Regions from separate parts of the Mus musculus genome. Here region 2 is linked to region 1. A link is a loop called in an ENCODE intact Hi-C map of the cell type or tissue named here. Cell type or tissue: heart. All regions are shown on one strand. Each heading gives the region's core, and the rest is flanking DNA. Links, peaks and the distances in the headings are about the cores only. Region 1 overlaps Megf11 (multiple EGF-like-domains 11). Region 2 holds the start of Megf11 (multiple EGF-like-domains 11).

What was found. Peaks named below come from ENCODE experiments on the same cell type or tissue, not always from the same donor. Only the 100,000 strongest peaks of a DNase experiment are listed, where the experiment ranks them.
Region 2: a loop joins it to region 1, with 5 times the contacts of the local background. A loop is called at or near these places in 24 of 42 quality-filtered maps.

What each region holds. Positions count from the first base shown.
Region 1 is chr9:64,632,792-64,642,537 of GRCm38, reverse strand. Megf11 (multiple EGF-like-domains 11) reads right to left here. Exons shown (of 25, transcript NM_001134399.1): 6 at 4,057-4,303; 7 at 2,404-2,524. Among named protein-coding and RNA genes, the nearest start is that of Gm36311, 48 kb to the left of the region's middle. In heart, for the core only: a CTCF peak has its summit at 2,690 (motif pointing right); a DNase peak (open chromatin) is centred at 4,157; H3K4me3 peaks cover 669 bases; H3K27me3 peaks cover 4,849 bases.
Region 2 is chr9:64,382,507-64,392,252 of GRCm38, reverse strand. Megf11 (multiple EGF-like-domains 11) reads right to left here and starts at 6,627. Exons shown (of 25, transcript NM_001134399.1): 1 at 6,425-6,627. In heart, for the core only: a CTCF peak has its summit at 5,127; no DNase peak of the experiment used is centred there; H3K4me3 peaks cover 2,435 bases; H3K27ac peaks cover 964 bases; H3K27me3 peaks cover 7,375 bases.

The DNA.
Region 1 (9,746 bases), core at 681-8,680:
GCCCCTGCTCTCCCTAGGAGGAGCCTCAGGCCTGATCTGAAGCTGAAGTTACATTGTGACTAGGCATGCATTGGGGTATTAATAATTCATGCAAATCTGCAAGTTCAATGCTATGTCGAAAATAGAAATGCGATTGTCTATCATAAAATTTAAAACAAAGTCCTCAGCACCAAAGCTTCCTATAGACAGATTTCTTGTCACCTGAAAAAGTGTGTTAGGAAGAGAACCACCGCTATGGGTTAGCTTTCTCCTTCCTCCATCCCTGAAGTCCAGCGGCCCGTAGGAGCATCTCAGAAGATGCCGCTCAGGTTCAGGGCTCCCTCCATGATTCATGGGGCTCCCTGAACCCTGTTGGTGGGCACTGGATACCTGGAACCTGACTGGTGATAGAAGCCTTTCCAAAAAGCAGGTCAGAGTGGGAGAAGTAGACAGATGAGAAGTGATCTCATCCTTTGGTCCTTTCAGAAGAGTGGAGAGAGAGAAGAGGGACAGAGGGAGGAGAAAGAGAAAGGAAATGATAGAGAAGAAAAAGAAAGAAACACAGAAAGACACACACACACACACACACACAGAGAGAGAGAGAGAGAGAGAGAGAGAGAAAGAGAGAGAGAGAGAGATAAAGAGAGAGAGCCCGAAGGAGGGATAGAGAGGAAGGTTGGAGGAGAGAGAGAGGAAGGGAGAGAGGGAGGAAAGAGACAGAGACAGAGAGTGAGAACATGAGTCAGATGGTTCTGGAGTTGAGATTCAGGTTCTAACTCCACCTCACTCCTAACCAACACTGTGGCCCATGGCAGGTCACACTATCCTGCTCTAAACACCCTGATTCAAGAATGGCATTTATGGCCAGACCATGGTGTTAGACTCCTCAAGCTGTGGCTGGTTTTGCTTCCATGACCTATGACCTAGAATGCCAATACCGAGAGTTGTAGGAGCCTGAGTACCAATGTCACCAATGTCAAGGCTTCTTCCTTCCCCACTCACCCCAAGGAGCTAAAGTGTTCTATGGCAACAGGAGGCAACCCCTTGCTCTTGATCAATGGCGTCCAAGTGAGGTTGTGTCGGCACACTGCCTTCCTCAGAGTCACCTGGGGAGCTTATTAAAGATGGCACTCCAGAGGTTCAAGTATGACCTCTTGACTCCTCATTGACTCCAGGATGTAGCCATATTTGGTCACACTGGATTCCTAAGGTCTCTCCCTGTCTAGAAGCATCGTGGGTCTGCAGATGTCCTTCCTAGCTGCCCTTGGGAGCTTGGTGTCGAAAGCCTCCTGAAATATCTTGCTTTGCTCAGCAGCCCTGTCCTCAGGCCCTGGGGAAGCAACTGGCTGAGCCTCTCCCAAAGTGGGGCATGTTACAGGGGCTACAGTGGGGAAGGGCAGCCCCCGAGGCTGGCAGTCTTTCAGGGGCTTGGGTCTGTAGGGAGGTGCTAACAGGGGATGGTGGCAGCTGATAGCAGGCTGTGGTTAGGCTGTGACATTCAGGGGGTATATATCAAGTAGGTATAAAAGGCTTTGGTGTTTGCCAAGCCCCTTGGATACACAGTTTCACCTGAGGGCTTCACCTACCATGATAGCCAGCCCAAGCAAGGCGCACTGAAGGCAAGTCATTCCTGTATGTGGGGAAGCTGAGACCAGAGTCAGGGAGGTTTGTGGGGGAGCAACATCAGACATATCACCTGAAGGCAGGCCTCCATGGTGAGGCTATATGTCTGCCTACTTTCCCATAGTGGGGATTCCTGGACTGGAGAGACCTGTGATAGGAGAGGAGGCAGCAGAGGTACCTGAAGCACTTGGGAACATAACAGATTCTAGCAGTCACAGAGTCAGCATGAATATGTGAGGTAGGGTAACATTTCACGAATCCAGATGAACGGACCCTGCTGCGGCTCCTCTTTCCCAGTCCCCTCTGCCACACCTGAAGCTCCTTAGGGTACCCAGACCCAAATCCAGAGTCAATCAATCTCCTTCCTTCCTTCCTTCCTTCCTTCCTTCCTTTCTAATTAAAAACATTATTTTCCAGACAGGTCTCATGTAGCCCAGGCTGGCCTTGAATTTGTTGTATAGCCGAGGATAACCTTAAGTTTCTAATCCTCCTGCCTCCACCTCCCATATGATGAAATTATAGTTTGGTTTCTTGAGGTGTTAGGGATCAACCCAGACCTTTGTGCATCCTAGGCATGTGTTCTACCAACTGGGCTACAAGTGCAGCCCTAGACATTGCCACTGATTCAAAAAGGCTAAGTAACTTGCCTTCAGCCACACAGACCCTAGACCTGGGACTCTTCACTGCTAGTGTCACATGACAGCTTATGACTATAAACAGGGGTAGGGGTGGGGGGAATTTAGCCTTTCATGGTGCCAAAACATCTTACGGTGCCCACCTAGATCTTGAGGGCCCACCTACCGTCCAGCCTGGAGGGCAGGCACATTCGCCAGTGATGTGGTGGCAGGTGCCTCCATTCTGGCAGGGGCAGCGCAGCTCACAGTGAGCTCCATGGCTCCCAGGGGGGCACAGCTCCTCACAGCTGCAGCGAGAGGAAGAGGTCAGACAGCAGAATTCCCAAAAGCAACCTAGTGCTCAGTCCCAGGCACCTGACTCCTCCCCCCAGGTGTGGGTGACATCAGCAACCAGCCCACCTGCAGACTTGAGAGCCTGAAACCCCTCCCCACCATCTGTAAGCATGGATGTTCTGATCCCTGCCAGTAGGGGGAGACAGATATAATATATTGAACTGTAGGGCACTTGGGCCAGCACTCAGAGGTTCTGGGGAGGAGGCTGAGAGACTTCCCTAAGAAGATGGTTTACTTAGGCTTTGAAGGTGAAGCCGATTGCAGGATTGCACGATTGCACGGAGAGGGTGAAAGGGCACGCCAGATGGGTAAAAAAATCACAAGCAACAGTGCTAAGATGTGGCCCTGGATTTTGCCTTTTAAAACTAGCCTATTTCTTCTCCTCTCTTTTAAAGATTTTTTTAAAAATGTACTTTATGTGTATGAGTGCTCTCTCTGCATGTATGCCTGCATGTCAGAAGAGGACATCAGATCCTATTATAGGATGGTTGTGAGCTGCTATGTGGTTGCTGGGAATTAAACTCAGAAGCTCTGGAAGAGTAGTAGCCAGTGCTCTTAACCACTGAGCCATTTCTCCAGCCCCTGAAAACCTGCCTGTTTTCAAAGGTAAAAGCTGGAAACTCCAAGGAATGTCTTTCCTGGGCTCTGAGAGGCTCCCAGCTGCCATGTGTGGGGACCAGCCACTGTGGGAGTGTAGGGAAGGTCTGTATCATTGCCTTGGGTCTCATTCCAATGACCATGGCCTCATGGGAGCTGATCAGATACTGGGGCAGGAGAGCCTGTCAATCCAGGATGTCTTATGGCCAGCATCCTTGGCTTCTGCTATGGATCTAAGAGAACACTAGAGAGCCTCAGCTGGGCTGGAAAGACAGCACCAGTCTTGTCTGTGAGAGTGTCCAATAAGCTGCCCTGGGGAATCCCTATCAGTATGGCTTCCCCAGGACACAGAAGTGAGGGGCCAATCTGCACATGATACATCAGATGGGCTCTAACCAGGCCCAATTAGGATGGGGCAAACAGGCATAGTATGAAAGTTAGAAGAGGAGGTCAAACTCACTTGTGTCCCTTAACTAGGAAGGGCCCTCTGGCCATGTGAGTTGTCTCCAGTAGGACCAGGTATTTAAGGGCTTGAATCTGAGACTTGTAGGGGTGAGGCCTGGGTACTTAAAGACACTGGGGCACTTGGGGTCAGAGGGCAGATGTCACAACCGGGACTTTCTGCTCTTCCTGCCTACTAGGGTGCTAAGAAGTGGCCCAAAAGCCTTGAAAGCCCTGGTGAGAGCCTCCAGGCCACAGCCCTGACCTGTTCCAAACCAGGGTCATTCAGGCCACGCTACCCACCTCCCTACACCCCCCCACCCCCCCCCACCCTGTCCCCAGCTGGGCATCCAGCAGAGTCTCCTGGCTCTGCCCCACCCCTCTTTCCCCACCCCTGGAGTCCTGATCTCGCCCTGGCCCCACCCCAAGCCACGCCCTCGCTACTCACTAAACGCCTGTGTAGCCAGGAGCGCAGAGGCACTCGCCAGTGCGCGGGTCACAGCTGGCGCCATGGTGGCACTGACAGAGCAGCTGGCAGCCCTTGCCGTGAGTACCAGGAGCGCAGAGTTCCTCACAGCGCCAGCCTCGGAAGCCCGGGGCGCACACGCAGGCGCCGGTGATAGGGTTGCACAGGGCGCCGTTCTGACACTGACACCGGTTGCTGCAGTGGGGACCCCAGTGCTCGCTGTCACAGCCTGCAAAAAAGGATACTCTGGGTCAGAGCTTTCCTTAGAACGAGGGTCCACTTGGCCTTACCATCTCCTCTGCCCCTGGAGACCAAGCTGTTGCGGGTATCTGGATGGAGTCCTTGGCATCTGGAGACCTCTGTCAGGCTCCACCAAGCCACCGAGTGTTCACGGGAGCTAAAGAAGGCATAGCCTCAAAGGCCTTCCAGCGCTGCTGCTCACTTCAATCGATGCCACGGGCACCTCCTCCAATGCAAACCTGGTCACAGCTTTCTGCCTCCCTCTGTCTCTGGGAAGCTCTCTTTGGTTGGTCTATCTATCCTTACTCCTCTCAGCTGGACCTTTTCTTGCCATGCCTGCCACCTTGCTCTGTGACCCTGTTCCTCTCCAGGCAGCTGGGCCCAGCCTCATGTCGGCCTGTGAAGCCCTCTTTTCTCTGTCCCACTCACAGTCTTAACCTCTCACATTCTCATTTACTTAAGGACGGTTCTGACTCACTGTGCACACCCCTGGCTCTCCCTTCCCTCCTCCTCCTCCCTTCCAGGAATACTTTCAGGCCCCCTACTTGCTTCCTCAGTTCAATTTCCTCACTGCCCAAGCTCCTTCAGAAAGAGCAGGAAAAAAAAATTGTATCCCTGGGAGGTGACAGACAACCTAGGAGATCCATTCCTGTAATTAAATGTTTCCAAGACTGATGGCTTTCTGGAGACCTGCATTCTAAGCCACGGAAAGGGACAGAGTAGCCCAGAACTTCAGGAAAGTTACCCAGCCTGTTATCACCTCCCACTTTGACCCTTTTGGTGCACTCAGGGCACAACAAATATAAGACGTCCCCCAACAACTGGGAGCTTTGAGTGGGAGTGGAGTTTGGTTAATGACAGGCACAAATACTGTTCTAGGATTTCTGTTTCTAGGCAAGAAAGATTGCTTCCAGTTAAGGCAGTCAGGTGAGGGCTCCACATTGCAAGAGGGCAGTGAAAGATGGCTCACTTGTCTGCCTGCCAGAGGACCATCTGTCTTGCTTTCAGCACCGAAAGTCCTCAATTCCAAAGAGCACCTCAGCCCTGGGCAAGCTGGAGTGGAGGGTGGCTCTGCTGCCTGTGGGCACAGATGGCCAGCTGATCTTTGTACCCAAGCTTTCTAGGATTTAGACCCTGGGAGGAAAGGGTCAGGTGAGTGGTATGGGAAGGGTGTCCTTGGGGTGAACAGATACACAGAAGCACTCAGGTGCTAAGCAGGCACAAGAAGGCAGAGATGGGTGTGGCCTGTGAACATGCTGGCGCTCCACCAGCTTTGCCAGGGTCACACAAATCTCTCCTGATAGTGGGTTGGGTCACTATCCAGAAGCCTGCATCTGTTTACCCTGCAGTAGACAGAACTACTGAGTCTCTGATCCACACCCCCTCATCTTGGCTTATTCATCTGTGGCCTTCTTCATCTGTGCCTTGAATATTGACACAAATAGACTGGGCTGCCAAACTATGAGTGGACATCGCCTTCAGTTTCCCAGTCTACTCAGAGTGACAGGCTCCTCTCATGCTGAGAGCGGCTCACGGGACAGAGAAGCTGAAGGGTAGCAGTGCAGCATCCCCCAGCTCACTCTCTTTCCAGGAAACCTTCCCAGCGGGTGAGAAGACTGACAGAATTATCCACTGTGTGTGCGCTCACTCGTTCTCTTTCCCAGTTTGGAATGTGTATATATGCATGTTTGCATGTGTGTATGTACACGCATGTGTGTATGTACACGTGCTCAAGGAGGCTCAAGGTGAAGTCAGGGATCGCCCTCAGTCACCCTTCCCCTCATTCAGTGAGGCAGGGTCTCGCAGCCAAACCCAGAGCTTGTGGATGTGGCTAGTCTCCCCTGCCAGCTTGTTCTGGGGATCCCTGTCTCTACTTTCTAAAGCTGGAAGTACAGGCAGCCTCCACACCCACAGACATTTACATAAGTCCTGGGGATCTAGACAAGCACTTTAACCAGTGAGTGGTACCCCTCCTCCCTCTCTCTTCATTGCCAAGCGCACATAGTTAGCATTCAACGTGTATGTGCTGTGATTCCATTATAACAATGACAGGGCTGTTTAAATCTCCCCACGTGCCAGGCCCCATCCTGGAAGTTGGATGCAGGAACAGTATCTAACCCTCACAGGTTCCCTTCATTCTCTAAGTTATAGACCGCAAGTCAGAGGGTCATGGAAGTTACATTGTTGCAGGGCAGCCCAAAAGCATTCTGATTCCAGGTCTTTGCTCAGGTCCATGGGAGACTCACTGGGGGATTCCAAGATGGGAAGCTTGGAGGGTGGCTGTAAAGCAGATGAGTGATAGCTCAGAGCTGGCTGTTTCTTCTCCACCCACCACTGTGAGCAGCCTCAGGATCTAGACAAGCAATTCCTACATCTTCTGGGGCCACAGTGACCCTACATGAAACTGAAAATCTGAAGCTAGTAGCATCCCTTCATGTCCCACTGGGTACCTAGTGACATTTTGCATTTCAGGTACAAATCCATACCTTCCTAATTTTTTCTTTTCTTTATTGAGAGGATTTCACTATGCAGCTCAAGTTGGCCTCAAACACTTACTGAGCCTCCAAAGTGTTGTGGGTGTGACCTGCCATGTCTGGCAGTAACCTCCATTCTCTCTGGAACAGCCCCAAACAGAATATAACAAAACCGTGTCCTGGATAAGGAGACAGAATGTTGTCACAGGGACTTGGAGCTTTACTTAGCCACTCTCATCCCTCACTTGTCCCCTTGGTATCTCCCAAGTGCCTAGGGGTGACGTGTTGTAGAGCACTGTTCTCTGAGCATAATAGACACTGCCACCTTCACCAATCTGCTGTGACCACTTGCAGGAACCATCAAGATCAGGCCTGTTGATGTTCCTCCACAGATGAGAGTGTGGCCTCCAGTTTCTCCTTCCTACATCTCCCTCCTAGCTGTGTGTACTTCTGTCCCAGATGCTTGGGGTCTTGGGGGGTTCTGGAGTATACAGGGGGTGGGGTGGGTTAATTAAAGGAGACACTCCATCTCTGTAGCTATGAGGAAGTTGTCATCCATGCAAGCGAGGGTGAGACTTTTTCAGTTATGTGGCCCCCTAATTCCTTTCAGTGACTTCTCATTCCTGTTCTGGAAATAAGCCCATTAAACTCACAGTTTTGTCAATTTGCACTTTGGTGAAATTGTTACTTTGTTTCATTTGTGGAATCTGTTATTTGATGCCTCATCTCAGGTAAGTAGATTTTCTTTTTTAAATGTCTTGCCAGGAAAGTTTATACAACATGCAAGAGGTGACTTGCCATCTCTGGAGATAAATGGTTTATCGTGGGGTGTGGCTGACACAGAATCACAGAACTCAGCACTCCATGACAGTATAGGAATAAAGGTGGCTTAGGACATTGTAGAAGTCATGAGACTACAACTCCGGCTCCTCACACTACAAACAGATGTGAATATAAACATGCCTATATTTGTGTCCCAGTGCTATGAAGCTCCTAAAACCACAAGGCAGGGCTAAGGAGATGGCTCAGTGGGTAAGAGCACTTGCTGTGAAAGCAGAAGGGCCCGAGTTCAAATCCCCACATTAAGCATGCAACCTCGGTTTTGTACAGCAGAGACAGACAGATCTCAAAATCTCACTGGCCAGCCAACTTAGCTTCAGACTCAGTACGAGACTGTCTCAAAAATAAGGTGGTGGGCTAGTGGGATAGCTAATTAGATGAAGGTGATTGCCACCAAGACTGAAGACCTGAGTTCAGCCCCAGGACCTAAGTGGTGTAAGGAGAGAACAGATTCTGGAAAGTTGTCCTCTGACATCCATACTCATACTGTGGCATTTACACACGCACGCACACGCACACGCACACACATACTCATACATCTGCACCTGTACACACATGTACACACATCCACACCCCGACAACTTTGTGTCCAAACAGGAAAGCATGGAAATAAACAGAAAACACAGAGACTAAGAAAGTACAGCTACCTGCAGCCATCAGAGGACAGACACACAGCCGCTGGTATCTGAGCCAGCAGGAGGAAGCTGAGCTAAGTTAAACAGTTCTGACCAGGGAAGCGAGGAAGCTTGTCACCCATCGCAGAGAAATTTCTCCCCCAGAGTAACTCAATGGGAAAAAATGTTAGGGACCACAGGGATCAACTTCAGTTATCTGGAAAAATTCACATAAAAACTCCTCATTCCTCAGTGGTGATAGGGAAATGAGACGGAGCCGGGAGAGTTAATTATCTACTCTGCTGAAGGCAAGTAGAGCGATCAGTCTGCAATTACAGGGGCCTGGTGCTCCTCCGTGGATCTACGCACTCTGACCAATTGAGCCAGGCCGTGTCAAACCTCACGTAGGTGGGCTTTTTTTTCCCTTCACCCTTTCATGGACTCTGCTCTCTAATTATATTTGGTTTCTGCTGATTTTTCAGCTTCTCTGAGCAGCTACCCAGGGCTTAAGGGATACCCAGATGTACAAGGCCGGCAGCTCAGCCCCTCCCACCTGACCCCTTCAGACTCCAGGATCCAGCCTTGTGGGTTTTGGGTCCTCACAACAGGGAGCGGTTTGACAGCTCTCTTCCACCGTGACTTCGTGACTTCGCTATAAACAGGCTTCTCAGTTTGTCGCCATATTTGATGGAGCAGTTACTATACAACCAGGCCGTGTACTGCAGGTGCCAAGTTGACTTTTCACACTTAGGGTCATGGATGCTATTACTATCCCCATTTTTCAGACAAGGAAGGGAGGCTCAGAGAGGATAAATAACTTATTTCAAGTCACAGCTAGGAAGTGACTGAGAGTCTGGGCTGCTACCTGCTGGGTAAGGCCTGGTGTCAGTGCAGGGAGATGCAGGATGCTGGCAGCTAGCCATCATCCACAGAGATGACAATTAAGGCTGTAGCTCAGTTGGCAGAGTGCACAGCATAAACAGGCTTGGTGGTACAGATCCGTAATCCCAGCACCCTGAAGGTAGAAGCAGCAGGGTCAGGGGTTCGAGGTCATCCTCCGCTATACAGTAGTTTGAAGCCAGCCTGGGTTGCAGGATGAAGAACAGAGGGTCACTTCCCATCAGTACCTTGTTTAGAGGTTAGTTTATGTATAAATAGTGGTCCCTGGTTTTCCATGGCTGATACTATTTCCTATCACTTTATTCTCTTCAGGTAACATATTGACTTATTAATATTTTCTATTGAGTTATGTGGCATAAAATTCCCATATTATTCACATATGTACACAACCTGATAGCATTTGTCATGTGTGTTAACACTATCATTTCCAAACCTTCTAGCAGCCTCCAGAGATACTCCTACAACCAATTACAATGACTTCCCATACTTGGCCGTCACGAAACCTCAATCTTTCCTCATTTGCCAACGCCAGCCATTCGTAAGAGTGAAACCATACAGGAGCAGATGTTTGTATCTGACTTATTTCGCTTAACATAATGTTTTC
Region 2 (9,746 bases), core at 774-8,773, 250 kb after region 1:
CTGCTGTGCCTCCCTCTGATGGCATGGTTTTCCTCTATGGTTGCTTTTCTGGCCATCTTGCCTCCTCTACCTCTGCCTCTGCCTCCTGAATATCTATGATGGCGATGGTAGAATCCACAAACATCTCCTGAATTTGGTTATATATTCCCTGATGTTCAAAAAGTCAAATCTTCAAACCCTCCATTTGCCTTGTATTGGTCAAATGTAGTCATTGGGCTAACTCAGATTTATCTTCCTAATTAATCCCATTATATAGATGAGTAACCGAGGCACAAAAGGTTAAAATACTTTGCCCAGAGTCATGAGGTTGCTGGGATTTGAACTCACGACCTTTGGAAGAGCAGAGTAGAGAGGACTCAAACCTGGGTCTTTTTTTTTATAAAGATTTATTCATTATATGTAAGTACACTGTAGCTGTCTTCAGATACCCCAGAAGAGGGCATCAGATCTCATTACGGATGGTTGTAAACCATCGTGCGGTTGCTGGGATTTGAACTCATGACCTTTGGAAGAGCAGTCAGTGCTCTTAACCACTGAGCCATCTCTCCAGCCCCCAAACCCGGGTCTTAAACTCTCTGTAGCTTGATGCTTTTGATCCTGTCCAATTTTGTTCCTTTCTGAGACTCCATAGCCCATCAAGATTGTTCTAGACCAACTGTAAACATCTCTTCCCCTTGCCTCTGCTTAGGGCAGGCATGGCACTGAACTCACAAGTTCAGCCAAGAAGACAAGAGGCAAAGTTTAATCAGAGCCTGGGGAAAGGCTCCCTTCTGTGTCTTTTCTGCCACTGTACATGATTTTGAGGACTTGGAACCACTGCAGCCATTTTGTGACCTTGAGAACAAAGGATGAAAAGTATCTGAATCTTCGATGATGTAGCCAAGCCACTGAAAGAAACAACCTTGGAGCAGGAAATAGCCTAGACCTCTTGTTATAGGAGATACCAAGTCCCTTATTGTTCCTGCTAGGAGAGTTCAGGTCTTCTGTTGCTTGCTGTTCTGACACCCTCTCCAGTCAAGGGCTCTTGTCTCTATAGCTACCTGAGCTGTTACGGATGATAAATGAGATATATTAGTCCTACTCCCCACCCTCACTGAGCCTACCCCAAGGTTGGGCGTTCAATAAAGATTCGATCTATATTTGATCTTGAGTCTCCCCTCCCTCGCCATCTCTAACAGGATCATTTTTCCCTTTTCTGAGCCTGGCTAATCCCAAGTTTCTGCCTCACATTCTGACAGTGGTCTTACCATAACTGACCACTGGTCGGTCCTTCTTCCTCTTCCTCCACCTTCAAGGATCAAGATACATGCAAGGTACTCACACTGGCCCCAAAAGGCCATCAGCACAAATTCGAATTCCTAAATATTTGTTCTTGGAAACGTCTTTCTCAATTAGATCTCACCCAAATGTTTGACTCGGGCTGAATAAATTCCAGCCTCGTGCTCCAGAACGACATGTTGTGGCTGCATAATTACTGCAGCTAGCTTTATTTGTTATAAAAAAAATAAAGAAAGAAATAAACATGGATTGCTGTTCCTTCTCGACTGTAAAATAATCAATAAATAGAATCCAGATGAAAAATACCAGCATTTAGGGAGAACAATTCTGTTATGATTCTTTTCTTTGGGGCCTAATTAACACACATGGTAGATGGGCCCCATCAGTGAGTGGAAGAGGCTCCCCCTCCTGCTGAGATACTGCTCCAACTCACAGACAGACAGACAGACAGACAGACAGACAGAAGGTGTCAACAAACAGCATGTGCTGCAGACTCCTCAAAGCCTTGTTCTGTTCCAACAGGCAGTTTCTTGCTTTCTTTCTTTCTTTTTTCTTTCTTTTTTCTTTCTTTCTTTTTTTTTTTTTTCCTTTGTTCCCTAAGAACACCTTGCAAGGCAACTGTCAAATAAAGCCCAGTTAGTTCAGTATCAGGAGAAGCATCTTTCGGACTCTCGCCTGTCTTTCCTTCCTCCCTTCCTTCTTTTCCTTCCGTCTTTCTTGTATTCTTTCCACCTTCCCTTGCTTCCTTGACGTTGAGACAGGTTTTCACATACATAGCTCAGGTTCTCCTTGAACTTGCAGCTTAGTGAAAGATGACCTTGAACTCCTGATCCTCCTGCCTCCACCCTTGTTTTGCTGAAATTGGAGGCCTGTGCCACCACACCCGGGTTGTTCAGCGCTGAGATTCCAACAAGCTTTGGCAAGCATTCTGCCTTTGCCTCCCCAATCCACTGCCTTCCTTTTAGATGAAGAAGACACACCTTTCTGAACAATGGTCACCCTGGCCATGCAAGTTTCATAAGGGGCTCCGGGAGTGGATGGCACCTTCTCAATTATAACACCACTCTAATAAACCCCCACAGAGCCACAGGGCACAGAGTCTGCAGCCAACACATGACACCTATTTATTCCCTAATTACATGACAATATATTCTCTGTGTGTGTGCTGATGAAGATAAAATATTCTTTTAATTCAACGGCCACCTGGGGAGTGGGGGGATGGGACCGCATATAAGAGTGTCCTGGGAGTCCCTGGTGCTAAATCACAGCCTTGTCCCAGCTCCCCCCACCCCCAGCCACTCCAGTAGAGTCTCCAAGAAAATCAGTCCCTTTCCTCTGTTGTCCACACCTAAAGTGTGGTTCTCACAGTGAGAGCATCAGCATGGTGGAAAGCTGGAAAGAAAGGGCAATTAGCAAGGCCACCCCAGGCCCACTGAATCACGCCACTGAGGGTGAGTCCATGGAGCTGGGCTGCTCTAAGCCCTCCCCCCCCCCACCCCCTGCAGAAACATGACGCCTTCAGCCTTCCAGACAGACAGAAGGGCTCCAGTTGTTATGCGTATTTATTTTATGTGTTTGTATGTGTGCATTTGCACATGTGGGTGCATGAATGCAGGCAGAGGGCTGGGGCCAACCTCAGGTGTCATCCTCAAGAGGTGTCCACTTTGTTTTTGAGGCTGGGTCTCTCATTAGAACCTGGGACTCATCCATTAGGCTAAACTGTCTGTCTGTCAGTCTGTCTATCTGGTGAGTTCCAGCACTGGGATTACAAAGGGCATATCACCATACTCAGCCTTTCATGAGGGTTCTGGGTGGGACTCAAACTCAGGTGCTCTTGCTTGCACAGTAAGCACTTTACTGAGTCATCCCCCAGTTCAGGAGATCAGCACTTTAACTTGAATGGGACTCGTCAGGGACACCTGAATTCTGGGTCCCCTAGACTGCACAGTTGTCCCAGTCTACAGACCCGAGGTTCCACTTATCAGTCTGTACAGTGGGGCTCTAGAGCTTACCAGGCAGCTGTTGGTGCTGGAGTTTCAGAGGTACATAGTCACCTGGCAGCAGTCTCTATGGAGACCTAGCAAGATCACAGTTGCCGACATGCTTCTGCTCCCTCCTGCCATGCTCTGACCAGCAGAAACTCTTCAGGCTGCTCTCCAGTGCCACATACAAATAACGTCAGCAATACAGCTGTCCTGGATCACCCCTGAAAACCAGCTGACACTCCAAACTTCAGGGCCAACTGTTTCAGATCTTGTCACTCCTTGAGGTGAGGCTGGGGTCATTTGTTACATTGCCAACCGTTCTTCAGAGGTCTTTATGTGTTTATGTGCCTTGTCCTTGAAACTAGACTGTAAGCATAGGAGGGTAGGACCTGGGGTGTCGGCATAGTAAGCTGGGGACCATGCTTGGCTGAGTCCCTGGGCCCAAGGAGTTGCTGCAGAGCTAAGGGTTGACCAGATGTCCCTAGGAGGGGAAAGGCCCAGTTCATACAAAGCCTAGAATACCCAAGCACCTAGAATCTACTACACTTGTCTGTTTATGTATGTGTTTAGGGAGAGAGGGTGCATGCCACAGCAAGCATGTGAAGGCAGGAGGACAAATTTTGTGGGAATCAGCTCTCTCCTCCCACCACGTGAGTCTCCAGGATTGAACTCATGTTGTCAGGCTTGGCCGCAAGCACCCTTACTGGGCTGGACCATCTCATTTGCCAGCACCTGCTTTCTATAAGTGAGGCTTGGCAGAAGCAAAGGAATGCGTGAAGCCTCCGTGAAACCTAGGAAGCTTGCGGGGGGGGGGGGGGAAACAAGCAGGAGAGAGGGGGGTAACAGCTTCCGCAGCTTCCACAGCCATCTCCCTGGCCCTAGGGTCACTGACTTCTGCCTTCAGAGACAACTGCTAACCTTCCCCTTCCACAGAGGTTGTGGACCTGTAGGCCAAGTGCTGAACTTGAGTTCTCCTTGACCCACACCGTTTCACTGCCTGAGGTTAGCAGTGAAACCTTGGCTTGGGAAATCTTTCTCTTCCCGTAGTAGTGCGTGAGGCTCACTCTAGATCCTGTGGGAATGGTTTCAGCTGAGAGTGCCTGCCGGACTCTGCTACACAGCAACCCCTGTTGTGCCCTCCACGTGTGCCCCACAGGCCACCGGAGAGGCAGGTCCGTGGCATCTTAAAGCAGACAGGCAAAGCACAAACTTGGCATACAGTAGACATGGCTCCTCTTGGGAGATGCTGGTTACCCACGGTGTCCTGCCTCTAACCTTCCAACCTCCTGGCCCTCCAGCCTTTTCATCATTCAATGGCCTAACACTAAGAAAGTGGAAATCAACGGGGGAAATCAGGAAAGGTGCCCAGCCCTTAGGCAGGAAGACTTCCCTTAGTCAGCTCTAAGGGAGTCCCTTCACTTCTTTGGGCTTCAGTAGGCTGATCTGCAGAATGGGAGGAAAGGGAAGGACTGCAGTTACAGGCTTCAATTTTCTAGGGGCTTAAACAATGTGTGAGCAACAGCAAGAGCCCGGTGCTTGGTGCACACCGCAGGAAAAGCCGCCAAAGAAACAGGTTAAGCTTCACATCCTAGGCTGGGCGTTAATGTCAATGCTCTGGGACACTGAACCCAACCTTCAGGGAGGGGGCGATGGCCCGTAGATGATCCTCTCTGCAAAGAACTCCAGCTTTTTTGCTACTTCTAAACCTCCGCTAAGCCTCACAAAAGATCTTTTCGGCTTGCAGTCCAACAAAGACCGAACGCTGGAAAGAGATGAGGGTCGGCGAATCCAGCCACTGGACTCCCGGAGCCAAAACACTATCGGGGCAGGCTCGGGACGGTCCCGGCAGCCTGCCGCGCGCCACCACCTGGTCAGGACATTAACCCCAGTTTCCCCCAGGACAGTGATGGGCGCAGATGCGCTGGGCACAAGTATCCTTGCCACAGAGAGCTGGGAAGGCGGGGAGCCCTAACCTCCTGGTAAGCATCCTCCAACCTGCGGGAGGCCCTGCTGTATAGGCTCCCGGAGGGACCAGGCGTGGGAGAATCTGATCCCAGTCACTTGGACCGGTTTTTCTCGAGAGCATCACCAGCCCGGAAAGAGGCCGGCTGGCCTCGCAGCAGGCACTCACGGGGACGGATTCTGAGACGCGACGACAGTGGGATGGAGCGTGGGAGGCAGTTCCAGGAAAAAGCATCTGGGGTTCGAGGGCTCTGGGGCCCGCCAGGCGGAGACCCAGAGCTCCCAGACTACAGACCGATCGTGACTCCGTCCCACTCGCAACCTTGGTCCCGGGAAGGAACGGTTTTACCTATTTTTCAAGTCTTTTTTTTTTCCTCCTAAAAATTAAAAGACTAAATCAAGTCTTAGGGGAAGGTGCCTGCGCAGGGCTGCCACCAGGACCACTGTGTGCCCAGCTACAACACTACCGCCCGCGTTTGGGAGAGAAGTTAGGAAGTTCGGGACAGCCGCCCACGAGCGCAGGAAGAGGGACTCGCTTCTCTTTTAACTTTGGGTGTTGGGGTCTCCGCCGAGGGTCGGAGGTATGTAGCCAGGGGCGACCCGCAGGACTGCAGGGCGTCCGGGATTCCCTCAGTGAAAGTGGGTAGACAGGATCAGGAGGAAAAAAAGAGAGTGAGTCCACGTTGCGCGTGGCACCGGCTGGGCTTGGGCTCCGCGGGGACCTGCGCGCGGCCCCGCAGCTCTGCGTCGGGACCCGGGTCGGAAGGACGCGGTGCGGGGCGAAGGTCCCGCACATCTAGAATGGCTCTCGGCCGGGAGACCCCAGATTCGCGCAGAGCTGGCAGGTTCCTTCTTCCGGACACCCGCACCGCGACTCTCGGGTCTTCCCCCGCACGTGGAGACGCGGCGGCCGCTGCGTCCTGACTGCGGCCAGAGGACGCGCGCCTGGCCCAGCCGAGGCTCTCTACGTCTCGCATAGACCCCCGGGCGCTCCCGCAAGCCCAGCCATCCACCTTCTGCCCCTCGCCAAACTCGCCTTCTAGAGCCGGGACCTGGCCACGGAGGACCCACGGAGCTGGTGGAAAGTTAGTCGCGACGCTGCAAAGCCCCCTCCCCTGAACTGGAACCCACACCCCGACCCAATGCACCCACAGTGCTCCGAGGCTCCGGGTCCCCGCGGACCCCACCCAACCATCTACCTGCTTCCGTGGCGCGCCCCGGGCTTGGGCCAGCCAGTCGCGCGGTCCTATACCCCGGAGCCGGAGCGGCTTCAGGTCCCCAGGCAGGAGAGGGAGCTGCGAACCGCCCCGAGCCGGGCAGCCGGCTCCGGGCACTGAGAACGAGTGAGCAAGCAGGAGGCTGGAGCCGCTGCGACTGCTGCCACGGCAGCCCCCACCCCCCTGCGTCCCTCGGCCCCTCCCTCTTCCCTCCTCCCTCCGCTCTCCCTCTCCCTCCCACCTCTTTTCAGACCCTGCGATCGCGCGCATTCCCTCGCTCTTTTTCCTAGCTTTCTCTCTGCCGGTTGCCTTCTTTAATTCCCTCTGTTCTCTTCTCACTTCCCTACTCTGCATCCACCCGTTATCGTTCTTTTACCGTTTTTCCCCCGCTCTCTCTTTTCTGTATCTCTTCCTTTTAACCCCTCGCGACTCCCTTCTCCCTCCCCCCCCCCTTTTTTTTTTCCTTCTGACCGACCGATTAGCGTGGCCTCTGCACCTGTTCTTTGTAGAAGCTCTGGCTGGCGAAGCTAGCCCAGGATGGAAGGGGACCAGGAATATGCCCCAAACTGAGCTTTTAACAAGCTGAGTACAGATAGATACCCAGGGAAAGCTAGAAAAGCAAAGAACTCAGTGTGCAGAACAAGCTGAGCTGCACCAGGTAAAGTGCAGACAGCCAGGCCCCAGAGTAAGAACTTGCCATGCTGTGGTCAACTCCAAAGGCTGGACTGCTGTGGTCAACTCCAAAGGCTGGACTTAAACCAGCGGGGCTTCTTGTAGACTTCAAGGTCTTCGAACAGGGGATGAGATGGGGGGTGGGGGGGGGCAGAGGAGGGTGCATGTTAATGATAGGGTGTCAGAGGCCTGGCACTGCACCCAGAGCCACCTGGAAGTCTTCAGTCAGGTGACACTTTAGACTACACCTCGTGTGCTTGTAAGTGGGTCCTAGCCAGGTGGTGGGAACACCTGCTGGTCACCCCTACTCCTTTCCAAGATATGAGGGGCTCACTCCTGCTTCCCTGTTTGCCAGAGGTGGGGGTGGTGGGGTGTTTCCTTCCCTTGAAGTGAGGTGGGGTCCCACACTTGGGAAAGGTGTCCTGCACCCGGAGGGAGAATTTTGCCACTAGAACAGGCAGATTGTCTGTGGCTTTGGGACAAGCCACTCGACCCAGGCTCCCGTGCAGCCTGAGGATCCAGCTCTTTCCCCAGGAGTGTACTCCCTGTCATCTGTCCATTTCAGCCCAGTGGGGTTTGGAGAAATAAGAAGAAGCCCTCTTCCCATTGGCCCACAACAGGCAGCCCTGCTCTGCAAGCACCAGACCAGGTTCATCCAGTAAGTGCTAGGCTTCTGCAGGAATGGTGTGAGCAGATGAGATCTTTCTGCATTGGGGTTTCAGGTCCCAAAACTCCAAACCAACCTCCCCAGCAGTTCCTTACCTTGGAATGTCAAACTAAACGGACAACAGATGGCAGAGCCTCTTGTTCACAACATAAAAGTAGAGCTTGAAACCGGGTGAAGCACTTAGCAAACACCCGGGTCACTCACCCGCCAGAGTGAGTCCCTCCTTAAATTCTGCACCCCAGGAGCTTCCTGCCTTCTCTAGTGCTCTAGCCCCTCCTTTGCAGGACCAACCATCTAGTGATATATGAAGTTCCCCATCTGGCAGTGAGGAGACCAAATCTGACATTGGAAAAAGTTCCCAACTTCATAGCCCTAGGGGGTGTGAGTCTCACACTGGGAAGCCAGCTCCACTCACTGTGACATTAGAAAGATCACTGAGTCCCTCTAGCTTCAGTTTCCCTGTTTGTAAAATGGGAATGCTAACATTACCACAAGCCTTCTGAGGATTAAACCAAAGCCCATTTCCTGGAACAGTGACTGGTGGCACTTGGCCACTGTCTGCGGTTAATATTAGCTTAATTAAAATTAGTCTAGGCTTACACAGCTTCCTCTGCACAGTGGCTCTTGGATTCTGAGCTCCACCTTTATTTACCGTGCCTCTCACTCTGACTTTCTGTGTGGTAGAAATGTCTAAGTGGGCTGGTGGATTCGTGGAGCTGGGTGGGTCTTTCTGGATACCCATTGTGCTCTAGAGCAGCACAAAGCAGGCTGTCCTGCCCGGCTCGTTCCTTGGCTGCACTCACATACTGCCAGGCAGGGATCATGTGTCTAAGGACTGCTGAGGGACAGGGGGGTGGGTGCCTGGTTTTCTGCCATACTCTAAAAAGCTGCACGGATCTATAAAGCTGGGCTTTCCCTGCCCAGATGGCAGGCCTCCAAGAACACATGTCACAACAGAGCCAGAAGCACTTTTAGCAAACATCTCTAGGAGTCAGCTTGGGGTCGGCCGGAACCTACAATCCATCATTCACTTGCCAGGAGAGCCTGCTTGCAGGAGGCACAATAGTGCTTGGCCTGGCCCAACTTCTCCAAGTTTATTTGGGAAGCTGTAACATCTAAGACTATGCTACTCACCAAAGGGTAGAATCTCAAACAAAGTCCAGTCGCCACCCAAAAGCTTACACTCAGCTGAATGTGCTGGTGATGAGCCGTGCCAGGCTGCCCTTGAACTTAACTAAGGATGACCTTGAACTTCTGATCTTTCGCCTCCACCTCCCAAGTGCTAGGATTCCAGGTGTATGGCACTATGCCAGGTTTTACACAGTGCTGGGAATCAAACCCAGGACTTCATGCATGTGAGGCATGCACTCTACCAACTGAGCGATACATAGAAGTATGTTCTATCATTATATATATATATATATATATATATATATATATATATATATATATATGTATGTATGTATATATATGTACATATATATATATACATAGACACACATATGCATATATATGTGCACACACACATATTATACCTTAGGAAGGAGGGAAAAGGTACCATGAGCTGATTGAGGGACCCAGAATCTGACACCCCAACTCAAGTCTTTGTGCTGTTATCTGTCCTCTGTGGGCACAAGGATGTGCCTTTCTGCCTGAACAGGGTGAGAGGGCAGAAGCCAGAACTGTTCTGTCCAAGTTGGAATGACTCCTCCTTCCTGGAAATAAATCCCAGAGACAGGGGTGCCCAGGGCTAAGAAAAGGGGTACTGTCCCCCTTCCTAGCTGAGATGGCCCCTCATGCCTTCCCTCCCCTAGGTCTCCTTGCTAGGATCACCTTTCCTACAAAGACCCTCCCAAAACCCCAGGAGGGAGCCCACTGGGGACTCTCAGGGACACGTGGGACTGGCTGGATAAGGAAAAGGCCAGAACTTTGCGGGGGTGGGGAGGAGTGTTGAACTCTTCAGAG